2 separate regions of the Mus musculus genome follow, and region 1 is linked to region 2. The links are chromatin loops, found by intact Hi-C in ENCODE. Cell type or tissue: left cerebral cortex. All regions are shown on one strand. Links, peaks and the distances in the headings refer to the core of each region. The heading gives the core; the rest is flanking DNA.

Evidence for each region. Hi-C counts contacts between places; a loop is a spot of excess contacts. Peaks named below come from ENCODE experiments on the same cell type or tissue, not always from the same donor. Only the 100,000 strongest peaks of a DNase experiment are listed, where the experiment ranks them.
Region 1: it touches region 2 in a loop (4-fold over the local background); 3 of 42 quality-filtered maps call a loop at or near these places.

Annotation. Positions count from the first base shown.
Region 1 is chr15:7,235,703-7,245,849 of GRCm38, reverse strand. It overlaps Egflam (EGF-like, fibronectin type III and laminin G domains), which reads left to right. Exons shown (of 22, transcript NM_178748.6): 13 at 1,942-2,067; 14 at 3,205-3,448; 15 at 8,002-8,113. Among named protein-coding and RNA genes, the nearest start is that of Lifr, 110 kb to the right of the region's middle. In left cerebral cortex, for the core only: no CTCF peak of the experiment used is centred there; a DNase peak (open chromatin) is centred at 4,718.
Region 2 is chr15:7,437,743-7,447,889 of GRCm38, reverse strand. Gm41263 (a long non-coding RNA gene) reads right to left here and starts at 5,589. Exons shown (of 4, transcript XR_875019.1): 1 at 5,177-5,589; 2 at 4,350-4,440; 3 at 1,898-2,039; 4 at 1,039-1,558. Gm41262 (a long non-coding RNA gene) reads left to right here. Exons shown (of 3, transcript XR_001781710.1): 3 at 4,192-4,478. In left cerebral cortex, for the core only: a CTCF peak has its summit at 3,940 (motif pointing right); a DNase peak (open chromatin) is centred at 3,960.

The DNA.
Region 1 (10,147 bases), core at 1,086-9,085, 200 kb after region 2:
TCTGAAATAACCCACAGACTTCAGTCCTCCTCTGGAACTAGAAGAACTACTGGGCCCTCTGCTCCCTGAGTCTGGCTGTCAGATCAAAGCCGGTGTCTCTGAACTCTGGCTGGGGTCTGTGTTTTCAGAACTGTGACCAAAAAGGAGATGATAGTCAGTTTTATTTGCCCTGGTGTAGCAGGGATTTTCTCGGCTCACGTACCAGACTGGTCCACCAGCTGTGGGCTTTTAAGTGTTCTGGCCACCTGCAGTTGCCCTTCTTGTCCCACATGGAAACTGAACACACCACCCAGACAAGCTTCTCCTTGGGAGTCTTTATGGCCAGGGATGCAGGGGTCCATTACTGGTCAGCAAAGATGGGACTAGACTTGCTGATTATGCTGAAGATGGTGTACAGCCAATTAAGGGGAGCTGTTCATCTCTGGAGAGTTAGCTACCAAGTCAGCAGTGGTGGCAAAGCACTGGCAAACAGGGTAGCTGGACTTTATATCCCTGGCAGGTGCATGCCCCCTTCCTCCATCCTCCCTGGAAAAGGTACTTTGCACTCATCCAGCATTTTCTAGAAAGACACTGGTAAGACAGGTAGAAGAAAGTGAGCGAGAGCAAGCCCATGTATTCCCATGTCAGATGATGTGCATGACGGTGCCAGAGTAGTTCTTCCAAAAACTCTGCTTGTTTAATAAAAGGACACACACATACACGTGCCACATACATGGGTGTGTGCGCACACAGACACACACATTCTCTCAAACACACATTCTAACATATACACATACTCTCTCACACACATATATTCATACACACAGTACACATACACACATATTCTCTCTCACACTCACACATATATTTTTCGTCATACACAAACACAAAGGTGCTCTACACCACACACACTCTGCCACACACAAACTCTCTCACACATAATCTTCACACAATATACATACACATACTCTCTTACACACATATTCACACACACAGGGTACATACACATATACTCTCTCACACACATAATCTCTCACACACGCACACTCTTTCACACTCTCTCTGTCACATACACTCTCTCTGACACACACAAACATACACTCCCACACACATATCCCACACACAAACACATACTCACACACACTGTCTCTCACACACTCTGTCATATATTCTCTTATAGTTACACATACTCATGTATACTCTCTCACATATCACACTCATCCACACTCTCTCACACATATACACACATACACTCATAAACCCACATACTCACACATTCTCTCTCTCTCTCCCTCCCCCCCCCCCTCTCTCTCTCTCTCTCACACACACACACACACACACACACACACACACACACACACATACACACACACACATCCTGGGTCATGAAGGTGAGCCTGAGGTACTTTTCACTATTAGGTTCTACCTTCTGTCCTGTGGAAGGAGAAACTAGATTCCAGAGCATTTACCAAGGTGCCATGACACTTCCCCTCTTCCTGTCCCAGAGGAGGAGCTTAGCTGCTGAGCTGTTCTGCTGTTTCCAGGCTTGCCTGAATGGCTGAGCTTTGAACCAGGGAGGCAGCAGCACTTAAGCTAATTGGGGTCTCACAATCAGGACGCCTTTAACATAAACACTGGGGGGGGGGGTGCTCGCTATCCATCCATCCTGCTTTAGGGAACTGTAGAGATGGATTAAAAGCAGGAACAATTCCACCATCCCCCTCAGTGGTTACAAAATGTGTCCTTTGATTTATTGTGTCCATCATGTTTGGAAACGTCTTCAGCTCTTCCGGAGGACAAGCCAACAGAAGATGACAACAAAGAAGCGGGTTCTCCCGTTCTGGGAGCTGGTACATTGTGTATTGGTAGACAGTAGGAACGGGGAGGCCCTTCATGATGCTGGGGTCAGCTGTATATCTATGGGTGGGCACCTGGTGACCTGGCTTTGTGATCTCTGTTTAGGGGAGTGCAGCAGTGGGATCTGTGACGAAGCCTCCTGCATCCACGGGGGCACCTGCGCAGCCATCAAGGCCGACTCCTACATCTGCCTCTGTCCCCTTGGGTTCAGAGGTCGACACTGTGAAGATGGTGAGAGGGTGGCCCTGGTTGTGTATTGATGCATGTGGACGTGACTCTCCATAGATGCCTGTTTAGCCACATCCAGGTTGCGTTGCCGGGAGGAATGGGAGAATATCAGAAGACCAGAGTTTTAAACTAATCACAGGCATATTCCTTTTAATATCCCAACCATGGGCTGGCTCCTCTGGCCTTCCTGTAGCACTTAGAAAGCCTGCACTGGTAGGGTTTTTACAGGACTGGCTCCAGTGAACTACAAGTTCATGCTCTTTATAATATCTGACGGTTTCTGAGAAAATATTGGGAAAGTGTACACACAAATCAATAATGTGATAAGACAAATCTGCTCTTATTTTTATCTCTTTGCTCTGATCTGATGACTGATCCTATCTTTTATGTTGTATTATGCAAATACACACATGTGTGCATACATATTTGTACATATATGTGTAATGTACAACCACCACAATGTGTACAGATGAACATTCAGCAATAATAACTGAAAGTTTTAAAGATCTGGGGGTAAAATAAACATGAAGGCTAGAAGCTACTTTAATTTTTCCAAAATTCAAAAACTAAAAGCGAAAGAGAATAAAATTAGAACTATGATTATAAAAAGCAATCAATTTTATCCATAAATGATTCAGGTTTGAAACTGAGTTGCTACCCCGGGGAAAAATATTTATGCTATCTCCTCAAATCTCATGTCAGTGGAAGAGTGTAGCTGAGCCAGGGCTGGCTTCGGACATCTTGGTTTTGTATAAGCTCACATAGGGAGGGGTTGATTCTTGTTCAGGCTACATCACTTCCGGTCATTAGTGCTAGAGGTTGTTCTGCTCCATAAAGTCACGTAGGGAGCAGCGTGTCCACCCCGAGAGTCCCCCTCTGAGTCTTTTATCTATCTAGCCATCATGTCAGGAGGAGAGAGAGCCCCAGGGAAGGGAGGAAGTTTTAGGGGCCAGACATGAGGTGCCATATGATAATCTACCCACAGTGCACTGGCAAAACTCAGCCATACCAGCCATACCCACAGGGCAACTAGGAGATGTAGGTAATCCCCTGTGCAGGAGGGAAATATCCCAGCGCCATGCAGGGCACTCGCTGGTCTCAGCCACCCAGGGCTTTCTAACACTTTGTTTGTCTCTGTAGCTTTTGCCCTGACCATCCCTCAGTTCAGAGAGTCGCTGAGGTCCTATGCTGCCACACCCTGGCCCCTGGAGCCTCAGCATTATCTTTCTTTCACCGAGTTCGAGATCACCTTTCGGCCAGACTCGGGGGATGGTGTCCTTTTGTACAGCTACGACACGGGCAGCAAGGACTTCCTCTCCATCAATATGGCTGCGGGCCACGTGGAATTCCGCTTCGACTGTGGTTCTGGGACGGGAGTTCTCAGGTGAGGGCCAAGGCCTTGTACAACTTCCTCCCCTCCAAACCACAGCCACCACTGTGACCACTAAATGGCCAACCGCCATCCTCTTCCTGTTTTCTCTTTGCTAGTGTTCTGTGAAAGCCTGTGCTGCTTCTGAACTATGCCAGATGATCTCCCCCCCTCCCCCTCTCTCCCCCTCTCTCTCCCTTCTTCCCTCTCTTCCTTTTCCCCCTTCCCTCTCCCTCCTTTCCTCCCTCTCCCTCCCTCCCCCTTCCCTCTCCCTCCTTCCTTCTCTCTCTCCCTCCTCCCCTCACTTCCTCCCTCTCCTTCCACCCTCTTTCCTCCTCTCTCTCCTCCCCTCCTCTCTTCCTTCCTTCCTTTCACCAAATACTTATCAAACAGGTATTAATTCCTAGCTTCTGTTTAATGGAAAATGACCTTGCTTCCTGTGGGGGCTACAATAACCCATTCCCACCTTTCACAGAGAAGCATATGTTGGGCACATTTCCTTCCCAACTTTGTGTTTTTTTTTAATAACCCACTATATCGGGTTAGTGTTTGTAGATAGGAGACCGTCCACTATAGCACAGGAATCCTCCCAGTGCCCACATCCTACAAAGAGTGTAGGAACTCTGTTCTCCCTCCTCCAGCCACTCCCAACTGCCAATAGCTCCTTGATGAGGCTCGGGACCTAGGTTTCAACCTCCATCTCTTCGCCAGGACTTTGCCTGGCTCAGTCTTGGGCTGGTAACTGCAGCTGCTACGAGTTCACCTTTGCCATAGCTGCATGGCATCCAGAAGACAGAATGCTACAGCACTCCTACCTCTGCTCTTACAGTCTGCCCGTCTCCGCTTCTTTACTAATCCCTGAGCCTTGGTAGCAGGGGTAGACGGTGGGGGTGGGAAATACACAGTTGTCCAGTTTAGACTAATCAGTGTCTTCTTCTCCGCACTTTGACTGCGTATGCATCTTTCCCTTTACTACTGCATACTGCAAAAGGAAGTTTGTCTGAGCCGTGTTGAGAACAGCCCAGGGCTCTGGATAGCTGCATAAATGTTTAGGACTCAGTTTGTCAGCATGGTCCCTCACTATGTGACTACTTTTAACTTTCAAGCTCAAGGGCCCCTAGTCTAATACAGAGGTCAGTGCTGCTATGTGTATCTAATGCTTCCTTCAAAGTGCCTGGATGCTCTGCTTAAGCCCTGGCGTGGGCTCTCTGTCTGTTGTTATTTCCAAGGAAACTGCGGCTGTAGCTTAGTGGTATTCATTTTGCCAGCCTGTCATTTTTAGAAGGCGTGTGTGGGGGAGGGAGATGTTACCATGATCCATTGCCTTAAACTGCTGACTATTTTCATGGCTGATGGGAAATGCTGTCTCTATTAAGTTTCCACTGTTTGTCAAAGGATTTTTTTTTTCTTTTTTGTCCTTGTGGCTGAGTTTCCACACCAGTTGACACCTCCCAACCCAGGGAAGGGATGGGACAAACATTTTTGTCCCTCTAGTTATGTAAAACATTTTATATCTCAAGACAACTTTTGTGGGTATTTAATTGATTCAATTTACATATGATTATGCAAAACAGCCCAAGCATTTCACTCAGAACTATACGTCAAGCTTAGAGAGGAAGACACCATGATAATCACCTTGTACTCTGAGTCACCCTTTCAAGAGAAAGGGTGACCTGAAGATCTGGAGGCACAGGCACGCCTCCCACTGCTTTCAGAACTCCTCCCACCGGCCTCTCTGCAGCCACAGATCCCACTTTGGGGACACGGGCAGCTAGGCCCGAAGCTCTCAGCATTTCTATTTCATAAGTTAATGCCAATTTTCTATCAGAACGATTTTAGGTTGTTTTGTTTTTATTATTATTATTGTTTATTATTATTATTATTATTATTATTATTATTACAGTGTGAGGTATTCTTTTCCTACCTGTTGGGGAAGGTGACTAGAGAAAGAGTCCTTGAATCCTAACTGAACATAAGACAAAGGTTACCAGAGACTAAACCACCATCGGCCTCCCCTTCCCACATCTGTCTCATTTGCAACCTGGCAGCAGGGATCTCTGTTAGCATTTCCCATGCGTCTTGGGAAGTTATTTATTTTGAAAACTGTTTCAAAGAATCCCCACTTAATTAAGAAAATTAGGGGAAAGCCTGGACAGTAGGAAGCGGTGGAATGGGCCAAGTCGTTTTAATTTTAGGAAAAGGATATTGTGGTCGAAATCATTACGGCTTGACTCAAACATCAAGGCGATTGGAATGAGCTCTCGATGGCTGTGATCGATATACTGTGCAGAAGAAGGTATCGGATTGACAGCCAGTGACCTCTGCAGGACGGAGACATGACTAGTACGCTGTTCGTCATTATGGAAATAGACCACTTAAAAAGGCCTGCTTGTTTCTTTATTGCATATTGATTTAGCCAAGGTGATTAAATTCTAATTGCTAAGGACAAATCACAAAAGCATTTGCCTGAGCAGAGGAATCAAATTAGAGGGTGCTGACCCTTTAATAATCACGCCATTGGTATTCCTCATAGTTTTCTAAAGATGATACAGGACCAAAAAGCAATCGGGAGGTTCAGTGAAGGCCAGGAGCCAGGCATTGTTAGAAATAGAAACACAATAATTGCATTCTCTCTGCACACCTCACTCCAAACGGCAATGCGAGAAACTCCTGCACGTCACATTTAAGCATCGAGTGCTCCCACCTTGACTTAGTAACTGCGATTTTAAGGTCATTTTAATCCTTTCTGGAATCACCAGTAAACACGCAGCCTGCTTATCCTTGGCAGGATTCTTTGCATGTTGCTCTAACAGACTATTGAAAATGTGAGGAATCTACGAAGAGCAGAAACTCCATGCCTCACATTTATGGAGCCTGTGAAGTTCAAGGTCAAGTGACCCACATCCTGGCCGGGGCCCTCTCTCGTCTCCCCAGGGTGGGAAGCCAGATGAGTCTGAGAACACATTTGCATGGCCGTGTAGGACGGGAGGCACTGAAATCTACACTCATATCCAAAACCCAATCTAGGTGATAATGACGTTCATCCACCCATGAAGCAAAGGCCATACGACCCAATTAGTCACCTCTCAAAGATCCCAACTCTCACACTGGGGATTAAGTTTTTAAGTACATGAAGGATCTTTGGGGGCATTTCTAAACTAGAGCATTTTTTCAATATTCCAATATGAAAATTTTCAAAATAAGACAGACATTGCATATCTGTAATCTCAGCACTCAAGAGATAGAGGCAGACATTACTCTGACTTGGAGGCCAGACTGGTATACACAGCCAAGTTTCAAGCCAGTCAGAGTTCTCTTGTGATACCTTGTTTCAAAGACCAAACAAGATCTTGCTGGCCAGATGGGGTCATCTGGGAAACATGCTTGCTATGTGCCCTAGTGTGCTTTCTACAGCTGTGATAAGACATCACGGTCAAAATCAAGTTGGGGAGGAAAACGTTTATCTGGCTTACTCTTCCGCATCACAGTCATTCATTGAAAGAGGTCAGATAATTTACTCCATCTCCATAAGAACTTGATATCTTTTCTGAAACTGTAAGCCAGGAGAAGCTCTCCATCCATTCAGTAGCTTCGTGTTGGGTATTTGAGCACAGCATCCTGAAAGGTACCTCATGCAGGAGATATATATATATGTGTGTGTGTGTGTGTGTGTGTGTGTGTGTGTAAACTCATGTATATATGGGCATATATGCATATATGTATTTGTGTATATATGCATATATTATATGTGCATGTGTATATATGTATGTGTATGTGTACACACACACACACTCACACACACACACATATATATTACTTGTATATATCAAGCTTAGCAAAGAAGACACCATGATAATCACCTTGCACTTTGAATCACCCTTTCAAGAGAAAGGGTGACCTGAAGATCTGGAGGCACAGGCACGCCTCCCACTGCTTCTTCCGGTGCCTATGGTTGGCATCGATTTCATCACAGCCACGCTGATGAAATGGTGGTATACACCTATGACATGCTGACCCCTGTTAAGAGTCTCCAGGAAAACAGAACCATTCAGGATATAGACAGAGATGGAGAAAAACATTTGTCTGGTGAAACTATCTCCTGTGAATATGGGATTGAGGCATCCCACAGTTTTCTACAGGGAAGCTAAAACCCAAAAAGTCTATGGTGTTGTTCTGCCCCAAGCCCACAGATGTGTCCATGGCACAAGCCTCTGTCTGAGTCTAAAGGACCGAGAACCAAGATACTTGTGAGTAAGTTCTGGCACATGCCTCACGAGTTAGGAGTAATGCTACTGTCCGCGTGCGGGATAAAATGGATGTACAAGCTCCATTCAAAGGGAGAAGGTCCATGCTTTCCTGACTTTTCATTTTGTTTAAACCCACAAAAATGTTGGGTAATGTCCAGCTGCTTTGACGAAGGCTGTCTTCTTCTCTCTGCTCACCAGTTCAGAGGATTACCTCTCAAAAACTCTCATAGAGACACCCAAAATAATTCTATACCAGTCAGCGTGGCTTCTTCATCCAGTCAAGTGGATGCAGAATGTTAACATCACATCTTTCTTCAACAGGAGTGAGGCTCCCCTCACCCTAGGCCAATGGCATGACCTACGTGTGTCTCGCACAGCGAAGAATGGGATCTTACAGGTGGACAAGCAGAAGGTGGTAGAGGGAATGGCAGAGGTAAGAAGGACACACTTGTTCCTCCCAGTGGCTGGTGAGGACCAGGCCATTGTTTTCTACTGATGTTGGTAGACAAGTAGCATGAAAAGGGCTGCCAGATGGCTCAGTGGGCTAAGATGCTTGCCACCAAGGCTGAGTTTGACTTCCAGAATCCATGGAGTAGGAGAGAACTGTCTCCTGCAAGTTGTCCTCTGACCCCCAGACATGTGCTGTAGCACACCGTATATATAAACACATTTGTGTGCATACGCACATGCACACACACACACATACATGCACGCACACACACACACACACACACACACACACAAATTTTTTTAACAGCATCATGTTGCATCTGAGTACATAGGTCCCAGTGCTGAGTTGACATTCCAGTTTTCCTCTAGAAAATGATGTCCATTCTGCCACTACAAACAGCAATGGCAGCAACAGTATTGACTTCACAGGGCTTTTTATTAGCCTGAGTTATACTTCTTCGTTAATACATAGTGTCTTAGTTAGGGTTTTACTGCTGTGAACAGACACTATGACCATGGCAAGTCTTATAAGGACAACACTTGATGGAGCTGGCTTACAGGTTCAGAGGTTCAGTCCATGATCATCAAGGCAGGAACATGGCGGCATCCAGGCAAGCATGGTGCAGGAGGAGCTGAGAGTTCTAGATCATCATATGAAGGCTGCTAGTGGAATGCTGACTTCCAGGCAACTATGATGAGGGTCTTAAAGCCCAAACACACAGTGATCCACCTACTCCAACAAGGCCACACCTCCAAATAGTGCTACTCCCTGGGCCAAACATATTCAACCCATGACACTTAGTGACCAGGGCACTTTTAAGAACTTGCTTTCTGCTCTTTCTACCCTGCCACTCATCAACCTCTGACCTTGTCATCTATATGATGTGATAGCTGAGATCATAGACACAGCAGTGTAGGCATGGCATGTTTGACAAGAACCTGATTCCTGAGCTTCCAAAATCCGGCTTCACCGATCACCAGTGGGGTAAGCTCAAGCTGGTCACCTGACTCCTGAGTTTCGTTTTTTCTGATCGAATCGTTATCCTTAGATCAGTTGAGAGAATCCTGCTGATGACAACACACATCTGAGAGTTGTTGTGAGAGTCAGGAGAATTGTGTAAGCGAACCACAGCAGTACCTAGCACATGGTTGTCTCCATGTTGCTCCATTGCTTACTCTCATCAGTTAATACTGCGCGATTGTAGATGCCGGGGCACTTTTCACTGTAGTTGATTTTATTTCCAGGGTCAAAATCCAAAAGAAAATTTTTTTAAAGAGGAGATGAGGACAATTTGCATGAAACTATAGGCTACCTACCCCCTTCCTTGTCAGCAAGAGGGATGGTTCTTCAAAAGCCAGAATAAAGTTGCTCTCACCCCATTTACTGGACACATTGGGAGTCAAAGTCAGAACTTAGACTCAAAGAATACTCTTCTGTGGACTCCACAGCCTTCTTCCTTTCCTCTAATAGTTTCTGTCAGCTCTGGAGTCAGAGACAAGGGAGAGATGCTTGGAAGTCTGTGATGGTGCATACTCTTGGGCAGCCTGAATCCCCAGCAGCCCCTGTGTTTCCTTCATGACCATGCATTGGAATGAGACCTGTCCGAGGCTATGGTTTGGCTCACTGGTAATGTGCTAGTCTAGGATGGACATGGGCCAGGCCTTAGGCTCCATCCCCAGCATTACAAACAGTAGCAGCTAGGCCCTGGAGGTAATCCTAGAGATAAATGGAGCATGGTCATCTGTGATCATCTGTCTCCTCTTCACCACCTCTGTGATCCCCAATCCATTCTCCTCTCTCTGACTAATGATCATCCTAAAACACCCAGCCCGCCTTTTGCTTCAGACTTGTTGACTTTTGCAAAGTCAGAGTCCTCGCATGACTTCTGAGGCTCTGCACTACCTCGTCCTCCCAACCCTGTCTGCTTCTTATAAACCCCACAGCCCCAACTTCTTCCAATTCCAAAGTTGCCACTCTTCCTTGATCAGCTCTCCCAGTTCGTACATCTAGGATGAG
Region 2 (10,147 bases), core at 835-8,834:
CCGCCCAATAACTTGGCAGTCACTTTTTGATTGCTTTTTGGAATTGTGCTGTCTTGTTCTCCTGAGATTCTGACCAAGGTTTAGTGGCTTAAAACTGAAACGCCACAGACATAAATTGAATGCAACCCAGGCAAGGCTGGGTTATTACTTTTTTCCATCTGATTGCTATTTTCACTGCTGTGGCAGGAATTGCTGTTATGGAAGCAGACACCCCCGCCCCAAGCTGGGAGACTAATGATAGCACACGTAGCCTGCTCTGATTTAAAGGGAGATTCATTTGCTAGTCAATATCTGGCCCTAAACACTCACACGTGCTTATACACACCCACACACACTATATATACATATATATATATGCAGAATTTTCTTTCCAGATAGTATGTGCCCTACTCTGAAAGTTCTTGGGATAAAGAGAATCCATGCTATTGTTTGATAGCATATATATATATATATATATATATATATATATATATATGTATATAGCACAAATATGTTAGCCCATCTTTTATTTGGCTAAAAATTAATTGTTCCATGGCTATGTATATGTGGTGTTATCTGAAGGCTACTGGAAAGTTCCAGGCATAAACATAGTTCTCTGAACCACATTGCTGTTGATTTGCTAAATTACACTAATAGACAATCATTTTTTTCCTGCCTAGCTCTAAAAATCATGTGTTCATAAAAGGTTTAACATAGAGAGTCTGTTTACTTGGTCTTAGCCACACAGACCCTTTGTCAGGCCCTGTCTCTGGTGACTGTGCTCTCTCCTAACCTTTCCCTTTTCCCAACCTCATTCCCTTTTATCTCAGTAACCACACTAACCTTGGTAGTGAGAAAGCCACTAAGAGCTCCCACACTGTAACTTACCAAGATCCAGCATAATGTTCTAAAAGGCAAGAACTACAGTGGAATGAATTGTGTGGAGCCTAGACGCCCAGAATCTGCAGTGTAAGGTATAAAAACAATCCGTAACAGTTAGCCATTACGCAATAGCAGATGTTTGTTTCTTGAAACAGGTGGAGGGATCTGGAGAGAGATGAGGAGGAGGAGGAGAGGTGGAGGGGGCAGGGAGGGAGAGAGGGAAAGAGAGTGAGGGGGTAGAGATGGAGAGGAGACTATGAGTTCCCTGGATGGAGAAACACCAGTCTCCGCATTACAGCCTCCTGGATTTCCTAATGGGACTCTGTCCTTCCCTTGATGACAGGGACTCATTTTCCAACTCCCCCCCCCCCCCTCCACTGCTCCTTCTTACCACCAGCTTCCCTGTCTCCTTTCTCTCCTCCCCCTCCTTTCCCTGTTCGTGCTCTCTCTGTTTTCTGCTTCTTTTCATCTCATCTTGCTTTCCTATGTGACAGAAAAAGATAAGCCTAGACTCTTGATAAAAATGAATGCCTTCCTCCTCTTTCCCTCACGGACTTAGACTGTACCCATATTCAAAGTCTTCTGTCCTCATCACCCAGATTGGTTTAGGTTGGAAATGGAGATGTGCTTGTGCAAGCTTGGGTATGGAGTTGTTGACAGGACTCATCGGTTATCCACATATCTTACAGTGCTCCATCTTAGGGAAAAATTAAATGAAAAGAAACAAGCATTATAAATTTTGAAAGGATACTCCTGTGTAATAATTGATTTCTACAGGCTAACAGCCGCAAATTCAGTGCAGAGTCATTTATTTTGGCCACAGAATTTTGGGTCAGTTTTGGTTAATGCAAGCTGGGCTGAAGCTCTACTGAAGAAAACAGGTTTTCGTTCTAATCTGTGATTCTTTTAAAAAGAATCTTTGCATATGTAGGAGAGACTCCTGGAGTCCGATGATCTTAGAGTTGCTATTGCTCTAACATGGTGTGAAACACCGTGAACGAAGTGACTTGGGGGAGTGAAGGGTTTCTTCACTTACGTTTCCATATCACATTTCATCACCAGAGGAAGTGAGGACGGGAACTCAGATGTGGCAGGGACTTGGAGGCAGGAGCTGATGCAGAGGCCACTTTGCTAGCTTGTCTCTCACATTTCCAGCATCTTCTCTTTACCTCAGCTTCCTAGACAACAAAGAAGCAATCAAAGTCAAAACTGCTCACTTTTTTTCACTACTCCACCCACCAGCATCCAGCACTTCCTGCAGCAGTGCCAATGGCTGATGGGAGTATCCACAGCTCAGAAAACCTACAAAGGCAAAGTAATGGGAACAACAAACAATCCTGAGAGCCCAGGGATGCTTGTTACTGCATCTGATGTAGTGAAAACTGACTAGTAATGGTTTTTTTCCTTTGGTTTATTGGGTTAATAAGTAGAGTGAAGACAGTTATCATTTGAAAAATTCACAGCCAAGTTATAAAACTTGTTGTCTAGATCAGACCTTGGATTTGTTACTGGGCAACTTTCCCCTCTGGGCCTCATCTTTGTTATTTTTAGCTTGAAACTAACAACATGTCATGGGTGCTTCTTAGAGTTCTTATTTTCACAGTATAACTAAGAACATTGCTGCCACATTTCCCTCTCTTGCTGTTGAGCTCCCAGTTGAGGAATTGTCTTTATCAGGTTGGCCTATGGGAGTATCAGTTAGGAAATGTCTTCAGTGCTTTATGGATGTGGGACATGCCACCCCAAATGATTGGTGGCACCTCCCAAAAGAAGACCATTCCTCCTTTGCTGCTGTGGCATTCCCTCGAGCTGCTGAGTTAATTTACCAACTGCTGCTTTGATTCCTTTGCTGATATTAGAACCCACATCTGATGTGGACCAAGAACCAGCAGGTCTCTGGGAATCCTCCAGGCCTGTGGTACCAGCCTGGGACTGCCGAGAAACCCCACCTCATCAGCTATGAGACTAGTGGGTTCTCAGCTTCTATAGTGTGAGGTAGTAAGTTGGGACTATTTTGATCAGCTTGCATAAGCTGATTCAAATTTTCTATGGGTTTTATTTGTCTAAAGAATACTAATACACATGGCACCCACCATTTCACAACAACCTACTGAAGTAGCTAATGATTTTCTTACATACTTAGAATTCGTGGTCTTCCAAGATTAAGCAATCTACCCATGGTCGCATGACAAAGAAGAGAAGACACAAGCCAGGTGTGGTAGTATAGTGGTAAACAGCTGCAATTTAGGAAGGGTTGAAATGAATTTGAGATGATCCTAGGCTATACAGCAAGGTCTGAAATAGCCTGGTCTACGTAACAAGACCCTAACTCTGAAACTAACTCAGAAACTAAGGGCTGAAGATGTAGCCCAGGTTAGAGTGCTTCCTAGCCTGTGCAAAATCCTGGATTCTCAATATTCAGTGCCACTAGCAACACCAACAGTGATGATGGATAGTAGTGAGTTAAGTCAGAGTTTTTGGGCAACACACAGTTAGGAAAGAAAGAAAGTGGTAGCCAAGTTTATCTTAAATCCCAACCTACACATTATATGAAGGAATACCTTTAGCATTAATAATTCTTACTTAGAATAACACAGTATCATCAAGCATAAGTGAGAGCTATACTTTGTTTTTTCATTGGGAAAAAAGACATACAGAGAGAGAGAGAGAGAGAGAGAGAGAGAGAGGCTCAGTAGGCCAGAGTAATTGCTCTGCAAGCATGAACATTGGAGGAGCTGAATTCTAATACCCAGCAACCACGTAAAGATCCGAGAATGCCCACATGCACACAACAACTCCATCATAGTGGGATAGAGATAGGATGATCCAGAGAGGTGGCTGGTCAGCCAGACTAACTGAATGGTAAGCTTCCAGGTCAGTGGGACCCTCTCTTAAAGCAGGAAGGCAGGGAACAATAGAAGACACCCAGTGTCTTGTCCCGGTGTCTGTAAAGGCACACATAGACACAAACACCCACCCACTTATATGTATGCACCCCCCCCCCACACACACACACAATTTTTTTGTTCTTTTTTTCTTTTTATTTAAAGAAACAGTTCTATTGTCTTTTGCCACCAGATGGCGATCAAAGCTAACAAGCTCTAACAAGCTCCAGGCTCCAACCCTGACACAGCTTAAATATTGTGCTAAACAGACCTTCCATTCTCCCAAATCAGGGGGTCCAAGCTAGAAGATCTACTTTTAAAAAAGATCAGCATCCACTTGAGTTCCAGGTACTAGGACCTCTAATCGAACTGATTTTTCCCCCCAAAATCAGGTGAATTTACCCAGAACACTTAAACTCAACTCTTCTGTTCTTATGAATTTCAGAGACTTCCAGGCCGTAAATACACTCATGCTCACAGTTAGTCAAGAAGCATAGATCTGGAGGACGTGGCTCAGGTGATAGACCGCTTGCATAAGGAGAGGAGGAAGCCCTGTGTTCGATTCCTAGCACTGCAAGATGGAGTAGGTCTGTTGTTGCGCACCTGTCATCTCTGCACCTGTGAGGACCAGACGACGTTCCAGGTCATCCTCAGACGTTCCAGGTCATCCTCAGACGTTCAAGGTCATCCCCAGCTACGGAGAAAATTGGGCTAAGCCGAGGCTACACAAGACCGTCCTTTAAAAATTAAAATTTTAGTATAAAGTCTGCCATTCCGGTTTTTAAATCGATACTTCTGAGCTTACTGCTAGGTGAAAAATTATTGGAGCCCTTAAGAAATGCAGAAAGTCAGGGCCTGCTGTTGACCCACTGGGCCGTAATCTGCATTTGCATCCTTCTCCCAGGTGATTGGTTTCATATTAGAATTTGAGAAGCACAAAAGAGCCACCGCTGGCAAATTGTTAAAAATACTTCCACATACAGCCACACTCATAGAAGCAAAGCATGGATAGTGGCTTCCCGGCTGTAGGAGAGCAGCCTGGGGGGTTACTAACCAGACAAGCTTTCTTAGAGCAAGTTCGGTAAGCCTTCTAGTCTTGTTGTACAGCATCAACCCTGTCAGTGACAGTTTTTAGAGGAATCTGAGTGATTTCCTTCTGAGCAGAGTAGAATTTCAGCCCTCTAGCATTTGGGACTAAGAGCTGACTTAATCTGTACTTTACCCAGGGGCTCTGACTATTGCTGGCCCACACTACGCATGCTTGGCAGGCGCTTCTGCACATTCCTCCTCTCCCCACCACTTCCCACATTCTTCTCTCAAACGCTTTTTTCGTCCCATCTCTCATTCATACAATTCTATATGATTTGTGAACTCATACAACCACTGTCACCCACATACATAATATTTGTTTAATCGGGACAATAACTTACCTTAAAAATGTGTCTGCAAAAATTATTCTTCGATTTTTTTTCAGCTGCTTGGAATATTTATGACTATCCATTAGCCCTGGTAAGGTAATCAGGAGTTGGTTATATTCCCAATCCCGAGATAAACACACAGCCCCTCATAAACTCAGGCTCCAGATAGCACAAGACGAAGCAGTCCCACATCCCTGTGTTCTCTGCAACATTCACAGCAGTGCGGGGCAGCTGGTGTTTGTCTTAAAACGTCTCGGCATTTGTTTATTAAATAACGAGAAAATATTCCTGATGATCTCTGCTTTGATGCTCATCTTGTTCTCACTAAGCCCTTTTCTGTCTGGGGAATTAGGTTAAGTCTTACTGGAAAGCTGAGCTGCTCTGGCTAACCTTCCCTCGGAGCTGGAGAGTAACCTGGGGTTTGGGCGCCTCCAACAGAGTCAAATGTCTGCTAAAAGAAGGCGTGGAGGAGAAAAGGAGGATCATGGGCAATTGGGGGGGGGTGTTAGGGAGAAGGAAGAAAGAAAAATAAAGAAGAGAGAGAGAGACAGAGACAGAGAGAAACAGAGACAGAGAGACAGAGGGACAGAGACACACACAGGGAATACACTGACAGCTCAGAGTAATCCTAACAGCTCTAATTGGTGATGGTATTCTGGAGCTCAGTCTGGTAGCTGTATTTGCCACCAAACCAGGCATTCTGAGTCCATCCCCAGAACAGGTGGAAGGAGAGGACAGGCACCCACAAATTGTCCTTTGACCCCCCACAGGCACAGTGAGTGATACATGCATAAGCACACGTACAATACATGAGTACAAACTCATTGAAATTCAACAGTTTTTCTTCTCATACAGAAGTAGATGAAGGCTTCCCTCCATGACCCCTAAGCTGCCTTTCCCACGTGCCCAGATTCTCTGTTTTATCTCCCACCAGTCCTTCTGCTGGCCACATCTCTGAGACTTTGCTCTGCTCTGCATTTATCAGCATGGCTCCCTTGCTCCTCCAGCCCCTCCCCCTTTACCCTCACCCTGCTTTATTTTCCTTTACAGTGCTTATCACTCTCTGATATCCATTTCTTTCATTGTCTGACTCACTGGATTAGAAAATCCGTCCTAGGAGAATAGGGCCAGTGGCTGGTCCTTAGGGAAGACGGATAACCCCTGTGGAGGGGATGCAGGGTTTGCTATGGGCTGGGCTCCCAGGGCAACCTGATTAGTCCTCAACATAACCCTATAAAGCAGGCTTTTACAGAGGACGTGGAGTCACACAGGACCAGATTCTTCTTTGCAGAATTCTTCTCAGACTATCCATTCATCAGTCTTTCTCCAAAACTTGTTGTTGAATAGGTGCCAGCTCTCTGGTCAAACCCACACCACTGTATGTTTCTATATGGAAAGCTGTAATGGCCACAGCCATACTCAGTTGTTTCAGTTTTGTTTATAGCTGCTTTTGTGTTAGAGTTGAGCAGTTGTGCCACTCCCTGGGCCAAGCATGTTCAAACTGCCACAGAAGGCATGAGTTACTTATCTGTTGTTATAAAAAAAAAATACCCAACAGGAGCCACTAGAAGGTAAAGAGAGTATTTGGAGTCACAGTCTTTGAAAGGATGTGGGCCATTGCGGCAGAAAGGAGTGGTGGCAAAATTCGAGGGTGCTGGTTCTGGTGGTCTGTATTCAGGAAGGAGGGGGGGGTAAATACCAGTGTTCAGCTCTTTCTCACCTTTTTGTTCAACCCAAGGCCCCAGTTTATGGCACAATCTTATTCACATTCAGAGTGGGGTTTTCATCCTCACTGAAACCTCTCTGGAAATGTCATCCTCAAAGACACACCCAGAGATGTCTCCTAAGTTAGTCTAAATCCAGGAAAGTTTGTTTGAAGGGTAGTCGTTGGAGTGACAGCATGAGAACAAAATAAAACCCCTGGGGGGTGGGGGGATATGCAGGTGAAGGTGCAAAAAAATACTGGGCTGGTCATGTCTTTCCTGTGCAATGAGAGAAGCACAGAGAAAAGAATTCCAATTCTAGATGCAGTAATTCTAGGTGTTGATGTAGTGCCGTTCTCCTCCCTGTCCCCCAATAGCTGTGTGATTTCAGGTTAGCATGCATGATGCTAATGATAATAACATAGGCTGTGATAATTGCTTTTATTCAGTGTCAGGCTCCATTCTTGGGATTATACTAGACCCTCAGTGTTTGATGCTCTGCTTTGGTCTGTTGGGTTTTCCATAAGCGTTCACATTCTTCCCTTGCAAGAACAGACGTAGGTAGGTACGGCCATAGGACCTACTCTAGTCAAAGCATTGTTGGAGGATGTGCTGGGTGTAGATCCTGCTCAACTTTACCTGTGCACACATCCCACGGTTTTCTCCTGCGTTCCCCCCCACAACTATAATAACCAAAAATGTTCTAGAAAGTGGGTACTGCTCTGCTGGGCCTCAGAGATGAACAATGCATAAACACTGTCACGGTTTGTTTTAAATGCTGATTTTCCATAACCTAGAGCCAGCTGGAAAGAGAACCCAACTGAGGAATTGTCTCCATCAAAGTGGCCTGTGGGTGTGCCCATCAGGGATTGTCTTGATTGTCAATTGTTGTAAGAAGAACCTGCCCATTGCTGGCATTGTGAAACTCTGCAAGGGTAGAGAAAGCTAAGTGACTAGGTGGCAAGTAAAGAAAGGTTTGTCTTTGTTCTTGACCATGGGTGCTTTGAAGAGCTGCTTGACCTCTGGACTTGACTCCTTGCCATACAGGAGGTACTGTAACCTGAACTGGAAGCCATCTCTTCCCTACGCTGCTTTTCAACAGAGCAACAGAAATGAAAAGAGAATAAATGCCCACCCTCCTGGAGCATGAACAGTAAATAATGTATAAAAAGCCCCTGGGCTACTTGATGCTGAAGCAGCATCTATCCCACCATAATGAATAAAGCGTCCCTAAGGTGAAGGCTCTAGAGTCTTAGGAGCACAAGGACCTCAGATGCTCCTCGGGAGCAGCATCTTCATTGTCTTGCATCAGGACGTTACTCTGTGATATGAAGAGGAGGAAGTGATATGTATCTGATGTCAGCCATGTCTAAGGTACTTAGGTTGCCATGGGGAGGACAGGAGAGGAACAAGGCTCTTGCTGAGTCACCTTGTTATTTCAGCTAGAGTCAGAATCATTCTAATACCCCCCCCACACACACACACACCCAAATATCTGCTCTGTGGCCACTTTAAAATTCTGTCCCTGCTCATCACCTTGGATGAAGGTTCCAAAGGCACTTATTGAAGTGCCCATGCACAGGCATGCCTGCAGGCACTTGAATTTAGAAAGAGGGTATAATAAATTACTAGACATTATAAATATAGAGCTCTCTTCCCTGGAAGGTAAATGACTGGGCCTAAGAGAGATACATTTTGAAACGGGTTTCAGGAAAAGGCTTAGCTCTGGATATCCCTTAAAAATAGAAGCTAAAATGGCTAGCGTTCAAAGAGCCTCATGGGAAGAAAGACTAAAAGGGGAAAAAAAAGAAAGAAGAGAGAAAACAAACAAAGTCGTATCTGCAGTGGGACTTATTTTAATAGTAAACGTAAATGGTCATCTCTTCCTATTTATCCCCCTACCAATGCCGTATCCGGTCTCTATCCATTTATACTGCAGAGAGTATTGTGAAATGGTCCTTTGGTCGTTTTGGCAACTTTTCACTGCATTTAGATTTTTGATGCCTGTGTTTTACAAGTTGGAGATTGTTTTGTATTGTTCTATATTAACGAATTAGTGGTTTTTGGTTTTTGTTTTTGTTTTTTTAAAGATGAGATAGAGGTAACTAACTCCTAAGTGTGGATGACCAGCAAAGATAGCACCAAGCAGCAGCCACACTGGGAATCACAGTGACTAACCACTGAAGAAACTATGTGAAGTGCTGCCACCACTGCCATCAGCAAATCAAAATGCACATTAAGCACCTACTATGTGTAAGGCCCACAGTCTTCTTGTGGAATACCAGCCAGCATACTAGTTCACATGTGAAGGGCCGCCTGGGCACTTTCCATAATGAATGTAACGTGTGTATGTACTTGGGAGTTGTACTGAGTGGGGACCTTCTTGCTTTTCATCTGACCATCTCATCAGTAGAGGGCAACATGCTTTCAAAAGACATGGGCTAAATTTCCTGGGGTTAAGGCAGAGGGAAAGTAGGTAGGTGGGAAGAGATGGGATATGCCTTTAAACTCATAGTGCATAGAGACAAGATTCTTATACTAGAACGGAATAATAAGCCTTGAGAAGTGTCACACTCTCATGCCCTGTTGGGAACAACTGGACGAGGAACAACTTTGGGTTGCCAAAGTCATATATTGGATGATATATTTTAAGGCATCCACATAGCAGCAATTTCGGAAGACAGGAGGGCTTTGTGGGTTAAACGATGGTTCTTCTTCCAGTGTGCATCCTATTGCTTTTGTTATCACCCTCTTAGTGAGTTCAGACTATTATAACAAATTACCATTGACCAAGCCCGCTCAGTCAGTTAACAGGCTCTCCAGCATGGGAGTGAGGATTAAAAAGAAAAAAAAGACAGTTAGACAACACTGTAGCAGGACCCCAGTCAATTCTGAGAATGAAGGCAAATTTAATTTTCCCAATCCACTTTTTTATACCATTTTAATTACATGCAAGTATTTAGGGCGAGCAGTACAATGAGGAACTAAAAGGACAATAGTCAAGGAACAAGCAAGACAATAAACACAAAGCCCCATGATCACTTGAGTGATAGCTGTTTCTAAGGATGATCAAGATATCAGAGCCTATGTCTTTGTTCTACCCTAAAAACAGATTTTTACTTCCTTGTCCTTGGCCAAAGTCAGGTCCCTGCCTGGACTTACTTCCTTGTCATGGCCTAATGTTAGATTCCTGCCTGAGCTTCCTTCCTTGTCATGGCCAATGTCAGACTCCTGCCAAGTGGCACCCCAAAATGGCTCTCCACACGCCATCAACTAAATG